3 separate regions of the Homo sapiens genome follow, and regions 1 and 2 are each linked to region 3. A link is a contact called in ENCODE Hi-C or POLR2A ChIA-PET data. All regions are on one chromosome and are shown on one strand. Each heading gives the region's core, a stretch centred on a gene start or an enhancer-like site at or near the end of the contact. The rest is flanking DNA. Distances are from core to core; before and after follow the strand shown.

Region 1 (3,533 bases), core at 892-3,391, 410 kb after region 3:
GCTCAGCTCTTTCTTGGATAGTGGTAACATTTCCAAGTTGAAAAAGTACCCTGCAGGTCTCTGAGAAATGGCTAAATCTGTGCATTCTTCTAGCATGTGTCATGTCCCAAGTATTCTTCCTCAGGCACTTCACATATGGGATCTCACTGACCTTCATAACATTATTGTGGGGAAGGTATTACTGTCCCCCTTTTATAGACTGGCTAAGAAACTTACAAAGCAAGTTAACGACCTGGGATCGGCTGGGCACAGCGGCTCACTCCTGTAATCCCAGCACTTTGAGAGGCCAAGGTCGGTGGATTACCTGAGGTCAGGAGTTCAAGACCAGCCTGGCCAACATGGTGAAACCCCATCTCTACTAAGAATACAAAAATTAGCCAGGCATGCATGGTGGCAGATGCCTGTAATCCTGGCTACTCTGGAGGCTGAGGCAGGAGAATTGCTTGAACCCAGGGGGCGGAGGTTGCAGTGAGCTAAGATCACGCCACTGCACTCCAACCTGGGTGACAGAGCAAGACTCTCCATCTCAAAAAAAAAAAAAAAAAAAAAAGACCTGGGATCTACCTTAAATGTTGTAGATACATTGTTATGATCAGTACCGCATTTAATTCTCATTCAACCAGTCCAACTCCTTTTTCTAAGGAACCTAACTGCAATCTTTTAAACCATCAGCAAAATCATTTGGTATTCTTAGACACCCACAAACAGTGCTACTAGTAGCTTGGATAAAGACAATTTAGGGGGTGGATCCCTGTACACCAAAGGTAAATTGATAAAACATTTTCCCTATAATATTTACCTAGATACATAATTTTCAAAGGAAAATAAAATATAATCTCTATCTAAAAATTCTAAGACCTATAAAAGGGGCAAAAAACATGTGTTACCCTCATCTGGTATAAATGCACTAAGTAACTTGGTAAAACTTTGGGTTCATCATGAAATGAGTCTGGGCATATTAAAAATTCAATGTTTTGTCCAAGTTTGAACTGGACAAACAGGTTTATCTCTGAAAGCTACCTCAGATAAACAGAGGTCACTAAGAGTGGTTATCTAAGCTGTGTGGCATTTATTTATTTTTGCATTACAGATTTCAAAACAAAGAGAACAGAAGTGAATGGCACTAATCCTGATGGGAAAAGCCCTCATAATTTCTTCTTTATATTCCAAAAACTTCAGTGATTACACTTAGAGGCTTCCAAGGCGAATCTCCTCAAATGTAGTAGCTGTAACTGTAAATATTCTGCTACCGATTTTCTTTAAAAGAAACTGAATGTAACGTAACCAATTGTTTGTGTAAATAACCAGACCTACATCTCCATTCTCAAGCCTATTCAAAACCCCTCCCTTCTCCTTTGACTACCATTTCATGAGCCCCAGGAAAAAGGGGTCTAGGCCCATTAGCCTGGCTTCCTGTTGCCATCTCTGCCTTTCCCTGCTTCTTTGGGTACCAGATCTTTCTGTCCTTGTAGGAGGATTTGAGAAGGAGAAATCCTGTCCTCCTGCCCTGAAGCCTACATGATTATAGCCCAGGAATAGCGGAATGCAAAAACTGTGACCAGAAATCAAGTGGTCCAAGAGCGGGGAACAGGATGGTGAGAGGGCACTGTAGGTGAGATTGAAACCAGAATGAAGACAACTCAACATACGTCTTCTTTCAGGTCCTTCCATGCCCTAGCCCATTGTAACCACAGGCCTGAATGAACTCACAGGCCTCCTTGAGAAAGCCAACTTTACCAACCTTTTGAAGACCCTTCGTTTTAACAAGTGTGGATATTCTATTGGGGCATTGGGGTGTCAAGGGCCAGAAACTTTAAAAGGGAAAGAAAGAGAAGAAAATCAGGAAGTGGTATAACAAAGGCCTAATTACAAGGGAGGAGTGTCTCTCTACAGACAGGTCACTGGAAGGATGCCAATGGCTCTCGCCGCATAAAGGAAAAGATTGTTATAAAAAGATTTTTAAAAAAAGAAGAAGAAGAAGAAAGAGGCATGGCAGTGGAGACTGGGAGGGTGGGGCAGAGAATAGGGAAATGAATAAGAATAATGACTTAAAAGCTTTCTTTTTTTTTCTGGTTCTCTTCTTTCCTTTCCGCAGATGCTCAGCTGAGCCAGTGCAGCTGGCTCCCTGACAAATGTGGAAAAATCAGCCAATTTGAGCTGGTTGTTAGCACTCCGGGTACAGAGGCTCAGATAAATGAGGGCCTGCCTCAGGTGTGGCAGCTGAGCTTCCCGAGTGTTCTCAAATGATTCTCGGCCAGCGCGAGGCCTCCTGGCCTTCAGGGCCTCATGGGTGCTCCCTTCTATTTCCTGGCTCCACATTCTGATAGGCGTGACCTTGGAAGAAGCATCTTCCTCCATTTGTTCCTCCTCCCCTCCCCTTCCTCCCCCTGACCAGGTCTCCTTCCTTCAAACTGGTGGGGCTTCCTCCCGCTCACTTAGTAAAAAGCCTATAGCACAAGGTCTCTTGTCCCCAGACGTTTGAGCACAGATCTGATAGCCCAACTCAAGACCCCCTCAAAAATGCCTGATGTGTATTCCTTTTCAAATCACTGCATTGGTCCACAGAGTCTCGTGATATGCTGGCAGAATACCCTGGGGTTTCCCTACAAGACAGTGAAGGCTTCTTTGTAAGTGTTCACTAACACCAAATAGTACGCCCCACATATTTATGTCCTCATTGTTATGTCCACCACAGAGTATGAATATGAAAAAAGAACGCACATCTGACCATTCTGTTCAAGAAAAGCAGTCAATATTTTGAGTCAAGTTCAAGGGGAAAATCGTTTTCTTGCAGGTAGCTGTGAAAGTTCCTTGCTTATCAAATTGTCCCCTTTCCAGTGATTCTTGTTTATGCATTGATAAATAAAAAGAACAAAAATGAGGAACTAAGATATTTAGGAGCTTATGTGAGGAAAGTTTCTAGAGGGATGGAAATGATCTAGATCTTGTTTTTTGTTTTTTTTTTTTTTTTTGAGATGGAGTCTCACTCTGTTGCCCAGGCTGCAGTACAGTGGTGAGATCTCAGCTCACTGCAACCTCTGCCTCCCAGGTTCAAGTGATTCTCCAGCCTCAGACTCCCAAGCAGCTGGGATTACAGGCATGTGGCACCATGCCCAGCTAATTTTTGTATTTTTAGTAGGGACGGGGTTTGCACCATGTTGGCCAGGCTGGAATCGAACTCCTGACCTCAAGTGTTCTGCCTGCCTCGGCCTCCCAAAGTGCTAGGATTACAGGCATGAGCCACCACGCCCAGCCCTACATCTTGTTTTAATTGGTGGTTACATGGGTATATACGATTGTCAAAACTCACTGAACTGAACACAAGATCTGTATACTTTGTTGTATCTCCATTATATCTGATTCAAAATTAAAGAATTTTAGGTCTTTTGTTTCAGTAACACATTGAGGTCTACACCAGTACAATGAAGTGGCAGCTACAGTAAAAATGCACAGGGAATACATACATTGTGTCATATCATCAGTTACCCTTTAAATACAATATAATATCTTCAGGCCGGGCACGATGGCTCACA
Region 2 (3,497 bases), core at 127-2,626, 350 kb after region 3:
TTCCTTACTCACTCCTCTGGCTCCATGGGGAAGCAGAATCCCAACTCATAGCTGCAGGAGGAATAGCTGAAGAGAGAAGAGGCCTGGCTTCAGCTTCCAGAGCTAAGCCCTGCCAATCTCCCAGACTCCTGCAGTCTTTCAAGTCTCCGACATTTGATTACTCCTTTCTTCTCATGAAGTGTCCTTATTTTGCCTCTAGAAAACAGGCACTGGTATCAAGAGTTGCATGGCTGATGCCAAGACTTAATGCTCCAGAGTGTCTTGCACAGGGCCAAAGCTGCCTCTTCTGGCACACACAGAGTTCTACAGAAGGGCCCCCTTATAGGCCACCAGCCACTGTGAGGACCTCATAAGCAAATGTAAGGGCAGGAAGAGATGGGACATGGTCTGGCAAAAACCTCAGCCTTCTCCCTAAGCTCTTCTGCCTTATGAGGCTGATAGCTCAGACTCAAAACAGTTGGCTGAGTTCTCCAGCTAAATATTCATTTCTCCAGCTAAATATTGATTCCTTCAATATTAACACCATGTCAGGGAGCCATGTTAAGCCATTGCCTCAACTTGGCACTGCAGCTAAACATAATGAAATGCCAGAAATTAGGGTCTAGAATTGATTATGGTACCAATTCTAATCCTGAATTCTCAAAGCAATATCTAGAAAAATATTGAATCAAGAGTTTTTTTTTTTAAATGAAGATCCTATACTGGAGGGAGATGGGCAACTTCTATTTGGAATAACAAGCAGTATCAATGTCTTTGAATTCACCTTGAAAACCAATCCTTTGGAGTAGAAAGAATTCATGGTATTTGAAATGTCCAAGATTACTAATGAGGGGAAAATCTGAGGGACCTGAGAAGGTGGGGTTGCTTGAGAAGCAGTAAAGCTTCTCAAAGAAGAAATGGAGATGCCATGAGCAGCTGCCTTGGACCAGATTCCAAGGCAGTGTCTTGTAAACTCAGCCACGATTAGGGCTGGGTCATTCTGGACCGTCCTAAAGAGAAACCATTAAAAACCATTAATTCCTTCAGATATCACAGCTGCTTACTCATAGTAGCTCATTCATAGGTAAGGAAACTGAGATCTCCCTAAGATCAAATAAGTAACAGGTATGTTAAAAAGTTTCATTTGTTTACGTGTTACTACCAAGGGCCAAGTTTCTCCATGTAGTGCAAGGAAATAATTTCTGTGCAACAGCTCGAGATATGCAGCTTGAGTTTGCCTGAAGCCCTGGCACTGTGAATTGCGGCTCCTTCAGATCTTGCAAGCTACCAGCGATTTGGCGGGGTGGGTAACTGGTTGGGAAACCTCCCAGGAAACCACAGCTCCTGCAAATGACTCAGTAGGTGGTTCCGACTTCTCTGAGTCAGAACCAAGCCCATGGCCCAGCCCCATGCCAAGACTCCCTGGCATTGTTGAGATGCTCTGAGCTTGGCTGGCATGTGACACTGAGGACCTCTGGTGTTTGTCTGCAAAGGGATGAATGCTCTTTCTGATAAGGAACCAAGGAGTGTGGAACAGAAAAGCAGCTGAATTCTCTCAGTGGCCTGGCTCTCTCTTGCCCCCTCAATCCCTGAAGAGTGTTGATGGCTTCCTACGTCAGACAACCTTTCACTTAAAAACTTACTCCTCTTCCTTACCCAGGAGTTTCCAGGTTGCCCCCCACAGTCATGAACTTGCAGACACAGAATGCTTAGTTCTAGTATTGATTCTGCTGCTTCCCAGGGCTGTGACCCTGAGCAAGTCTCCTACTGTGGGCCTCAAGTATTACCCATCCCAATTTCATCATCAGCCCAATTGTCCTCTAGTGCCATGATGATCATACTAATCTTCCAACCCAAATTCTCCACTGGCTCCCACTGCCTATGGAATCATGTCCAGACTTCTTAGCCTGGTATTCAAATCCCAATCTATCTTTTAAGCCTCAGCTTCCTCTATTATTCTCCCTGTAGCCTACGTTCTCAGCAAATTGGACCACTCACTCTCCCTAAATGTACTGTGCATTTCCCATTCCCTGTGCCCTTGCAGTGCCCTTTTCTTGAGATGCCCTCTCCTTGCCTCTGGAAATTTTGCCTACGCTTCCAGGCTCAGATCAAATGCGACCTCCTCCTCCAAGCAGCTTCCGCAGCTCTTCTCTTGTGAAGCCCCCTTGATCTCTCACATCACAGTTTGTTGGTACCTTCCTATTGACATAGAACGCATTATTCTGAATCGCAGGCATTTGTGTGGATGACTTCTCTCTCCTCCTGGATGGCATACTCCTAAAGGAAGAGGGGTGGGGGAGGATGTCTTATTCCCCTTTCAATTTCCCATCATGCCAGGGTATACACATCTGTACTAATGAACAAATGAATGAATTTAGAAAATCTAGATGGATGTTCTAAAATTATCTACAGCTGTGGTATTTCATACCAGAGGTGGCTGCACATCAGTAATAAAAACCAGCCCAGACACAAGCTTTTCATATGGGAAAAAGCAGAGGCACTGGTGCGATCCATTCTGTTGGCCATGAAATGTCTTTGGGTGTGTGCACACAGACTCCCACAAACCAGATGCAACATCTGCTTTTGAAGGGCCCAGAGAGGCTGGGCTCCCTCATTTCTCAAAGTGATGAGAAGCGCATTGGAGTCTTGCAGCTGACAGTCGTTCGGTAAAGAAACACCTACTTAGCATAGCCCCAGCTCCAGCTCCACACCATATGCATCAATAGGGGTGGGTCACAGTGCCCTCTTGGCAGTAAGCCAGGAGGAGATTTGAGGTTTGGTTTTGCTGTGCTCAACAGGCAGTCCTGATCTACATTAACAAGTCTCCTGCTTCCGTGTGACTAGCTAACAAGGAGACTGCTGCCTGCCTCATGCAGGGAGACCTTTCCCAAAGCTTGGCACCTGCCCTATGCTGGCCCAGTGGAGGCCAAATGGGGGAGCAGAAAGGAAGACATTGCTAAAGTTCTCTTTTCCACTTTCCTTCAAGAGACTAGACCAGTATTCTCAAACTTTAGCAAGGGTCAGAGTCCTCTGGAGGGCTTGTAAAAAGAAAAAAAAACAAAAACACAGATTGCTGGGCCATAACTCCAGAGTATTTGACTTAGTAGCTCTGGGATAAGGCCCAAGAGTTTGTTGTTGTTGTTGTTGTTGTTGTTGTTGTTTGTTTGTTTGTTTTTTTCTGATATGAGGTCTCACTATGTGACCCAGGCTGGTCTGGTCTTGAACTACTGGCCTCAAGCAGTCCTCTTGCTTCAGCCTCCTGAGTTGCTGGGATTACAGGTATGAGTCAATGAGTCATCACACTGGCTCAAGAATTTGCATTTCTAACAAATTTCCAGGTGATGCTGATGTTGCCTGTCTGGGAGCCACACTTTGAGAACCACTGTATTGGCTACTCCAAAGAAAGGCAAATGAAAGCCCTCAAGCCATCACTGGCTGGACAAGAGGTATGACTGTCTCCCTGCCTCCAGGCTCTGCTCCATTACAATCTGTCCTCTACTTTCCCACAGAAAGCACCT
Region 3 (3,314 bases), core at 465-2,964:
AACACTTTCATAGAACGGTAGAGATGGAAAAGATCTTGGTGACTACCAAGTCCAACCCTTTAACTTTAAAAACAGGGAAAGTGAACAACTGAGGTTTAACCTGACAATTATTGCATCGCAGATCTGGGACAATAACCCATATCTTCATCTTCCCCCACCCTATGTAGGGGGGTTTCCACTACTCAACATTGTTTTGCTACACTGCGGACAGGGTGACTCATGTACAAAGTGAGGGTGTTGGGCTTCAGAGGTTTCTCAACCAGAATTATCTGAGTTATCTTTAAAAATGTAGCAATACTTGAGCTCTACACCTTGGGACCAGTAAAATCAGAAATCTGTAAGAGCACAGCCTGGGCTTATATATCTTTTAAAAACTCTTTAGATAGATTAATACGCAGACCAGGTTGGGAGCAGATGACCTGTGAGGTCTATTGCAAAATGTTCACCATCAGTTGGGAAAATTTTTTGATTCAGTTCCCTGATGTTGACCCATGAGGCCATAAGCATTTCTAAACCATTATACTGTTTTTACATTGGCCTAGCTGTTGTTATTATCTGCATTTATCTAGTTCATTGATATGTTTACTTAAGTATTACCTACCTCTCCCACCAGAATGTACACTCACAGAGACCAGAGACTGACATGATCACTGCTGTCCCCTCGGCCGCCAGCATCACATCTGCCACAATAATGAGATAGATACTACACCAGCATTTTCAAAAGAAAAAGGGGGCTGGTGTCGCAGTGTGGAAGCAGGCAGGTAGTCCTTCTCCACACCAGCCAGAGGAAGTCTACTTTCATCTATCCCACCAGACTAGAATCTAAGCTGCACGAAGGCAGCATTTGGTCTCCCCTGTTTGGATGTCACCTCCAGAGCCTGGACACTGGCAGATACACACCAGATGCTCAGTGCCTGAGAAAGGCCATGTGCTAAACAGGAAGCACTGATCAGCTTCCAGGGCACTGAAACCTTTACTTTGTCGCTGAATAAAGCAACCTTGAAAAGACATCACTGTTTCCACTGAGTTGGCCTTGACTTCTGCAGTAAGACTCTTAGCCTGCTCCTGCTAAGTGGTCACAGTATTGGCAAGACCCAGCCCAGGCACACAGTGAAGGCTAAAATACATTGTGTCTATGTCACATGCAGAGGCTGGGGCTTCTGGACAAGGCTTTATGACGAAAAGGAGTACAGTATTTGAAAAGTCTCACAGCAGCCTCCAGCACCAAAACAGCCTCAGGGTTCTCTCCTGTTTGGGCCACTTGGGGTAAGAGATTTGAGGGAACAGTCTGCCCACTTGCTTCTGCATGCTGGTTGATAGCAAGGCCAAAGTTAACAGAAAAATATTTCAAGTGTGTTAATAACAATGCCAGAAATTGCTCACATCTGGCACCTCTTCCATGCTGAAGGGAGTGAACTAAAGAGAAGTGAATGGTTACCTTAATATAATTTACCTTTCTGAGATTCCCTTTCCTCGTGAGTAAGAGGAAAGGGTTAGCCCCGAGCAGTGGTTCCCAAACCTGTCTTATCCTCACAAGAGGATCTTTTACAAAAGAAGATTCCTTGGCCTCCCCTCCTAGGCTTTTGGAAGCAGGATCTGTGCAGGTGTTGCTGGAGAAAGGCATTTATTTTTTAAATGCTTCCCAGATGACTGTGAAGATCAATGACATTTGGGAACCACTAGAGGACTGGAGGACTCTGCGGTCCACCTGGCTCTGACAGGCTAGAACAGAGAGCTTCACAAAGTGAGGCCTAAGGACCAGTTGCATCAGAAACATCTGAGATGCTGTGTAAATACATGCCTTCGTGGGCCTCACCCCAGACTGACAGAATCAAACTCTGTGTGAGACCCAGGGATCCGCCTTCTTAAGACTCTCTGGAGTATGGGTTCTACTCTACAGTTTCAGAACCACTGTTTCAGGCAGGATTTTAGAGCTAACTTATGGCTTATGTGGAAGCAAATCATGTTCATCCATAAGTATAGGGTTTGACTTTATCCAGTTACATTAACATTTCATTGCATTGTTTGGCATGTCACAGAAATCTCCTTTGTTTTAAATGGCATGTAGCTTATAGCAAATGCAAATGTGTAAGTCCAACAGCCATAAAGCAGCCTTCTCTGACTAAGTGTGGCTGCCAACTTCTCAGTGCATTTTTTAAATGCTGATTCATGGCTTAAGACACTTGATTGGGAGGAAGGTGTCTCAGCTCCTATTATAAAAGCACAAAGGTGGTACCTGAATTACCTAGCACACAATAGGCACTTAAGTATTTGCTGAAACAAATTTATTTACTTATTTTCACCCACTGTTCTACAGAAGATTTGAAGTGAGATGAACAAATAAAAAGAAGGAGAAAAAAAACCTTTCCAACAACCGAAAAATGAAAATAACATTCTGTGAAAAAGAGAATACTTCTCATGTGGTGAAAAAAAATCACACTTCTGGGTGGCGCAGTTTGTAAAACGGTTGGCTTCAATAACTGATCTGAAACTTAACCACAAGTCTTCACTTCTGAACCACTGCCTTATTTCTATGATAGAAAGGTTTAAACAGCAGTTTTTCCTTGCTTTTTATTTTTTTTCTTCTTTTTCATGAAACGCTGCAATTTCATCTTTCTAATAGGAACACGTAAGCACTATTATCCTTTACAAGCCTGGTGATTATTTGTCATTATTATTACCCTGGTTATTCTAGCTCAGATCAGCTTTGACTTCTTCAGCAATGCAAAATTCATATAAACGTGCATTCTTATACCTCTGTGTAGCACCAGGAACAAATAACATTTAAGCAAATAGGAAGATCTATATTCATTCCTCAGATTCCGACACAGAAATCAGATTGTTTTACCATTGTTTCACACTTGTTATAACACCAAAATCCAAATCCACAATCCACTTGTATTATCTATTTATCCTAAAAAATATGCAAATGAATGCTTGTCGCTACCTCATGCAGAGTTTCTGACATATCCTCTATCTTATTTTTTAGGCAAACTGTATATACTTAAGTGAACCAAATGATCTAACCATAAATCTTCAGAAACCAAGGGGTTAATAGTTTTTTTCATCCATGTTTAAAATTGTTTTATTACCCCCCAAAAGCTACTGTAGTTTACTTTTTTACTAAATGTTTATCATTTTTGAAAAAGAAAAGCTCTAGATTTAAAAAGGGGAAACGCTGAATTTAGCTCATCAAATGACGACCTCTTTTTAAAAGATATTCAAGGGTTGGGAATTAGAATGGAGTTTGAAACTTAAAAAAATACGAGGATTACTAAAAATGTCATAACAATTGTTGACTCACAAACCAAATT

Evidence for each region. A loop is a pair of places that touch in the nucleus more often than their neighbours do. ChIA-PET counts read pairs that join two places held with the same protein, here RNA polymerase II (POLR2A). Pooled maps may share reads with other maps.
Region 1: a map with no recorded cell type shows a loop between it and region 3 (8-fold over the local background). The contact joins two enhancer-like sites. A Hi-C loop is called at or near these places in 1 of 37 single-sample maps with no recorded cell type and 2 of 50 pooled maps. POLR2A ChIA-PET finds 5 or more read pairs at or near these places in 2 of 52 experiments (activated CD4-positive, alpha-beta T cell and activated naive CD4-positive, alpha-beta T cell).
Region 2: a map of Calu3 shows a loop between it and region 3 (15-fold over the local background). The contact joins two enhancer-like sites. A Hi-C loop is called at or near these places in 18 of 168 maps with a recorded cell type or tissue (CD4-positive, alpha-beta memory T cell, Calu3, K562 and 12 more), 1 of 37 single-sample maps with no recorded cell type and 14 of 50 pooled maps. POLR2A ChIA-PET finds 5 or more read pairs at or near these places in 8 of 52 experiments (AG04450, CD4-positive, alpha-beta T cell, CD4-positive, alpha-beta memory T cell and 3 more).

Annotation. Positions count from the first base shown.
Region 1 is chr15:60,993,117-60,996,649 of GRCh38, forward strand. The region is part of intron 1 of RORA (RAR related orphan receptor A); the gene reads right to left. Among named protein-coding and RNA genes, the nearest start is that of RORA-AS4, 230 kb to the left of the region's middle. Within about 2 kb of position 2,142, at least 2 of the 41 ENCODE cell types and tissues checked have a DNase peak (open chromatin) inside an H3K27ac peak, as active enhancers do.
Region 2 is chr15:60,931,360-60,934,856 of GRCh38, forward strand. The region is part of intron 1 of RORA (RAR related orphan receptor A); the gene reads right to left. Among named protein-coding and RNA genes, the nearest start is that of RORA-AS4, 170 kb to the left of the region's middle. RefSeq lists an enhancer at 586-1,785. Within about 2 kb of position 1,377, at least 3 of the 41 ENCODE cell types and tissues checked have a DNase peak (open chromatin) inside an H3K27ac peak, as active enhancers do.
Region 3 is chr15:60,582,382-60,585,695 of GRCh38, forward strand. All of the region lies in intron 2 of RORA (RAR related orphan receptor A), which reads right to left. All of the region lies in intron 3 of RORA-AS1 (RORA antisense RNA 1), which reads left to right. Among named protein-coding and RNA genes, the nearest start is that of RORA-AS2, 98 kb to the right of the region's middle. RefSeq lists an enhancer at 2,658-2,707. Within about 2 kb of position 1,715, at least 5 of the 41 ENCODE cell types and tissues checked have a DNase peak (open chromatin) inside an H3K27ac peak, as active enhancers do.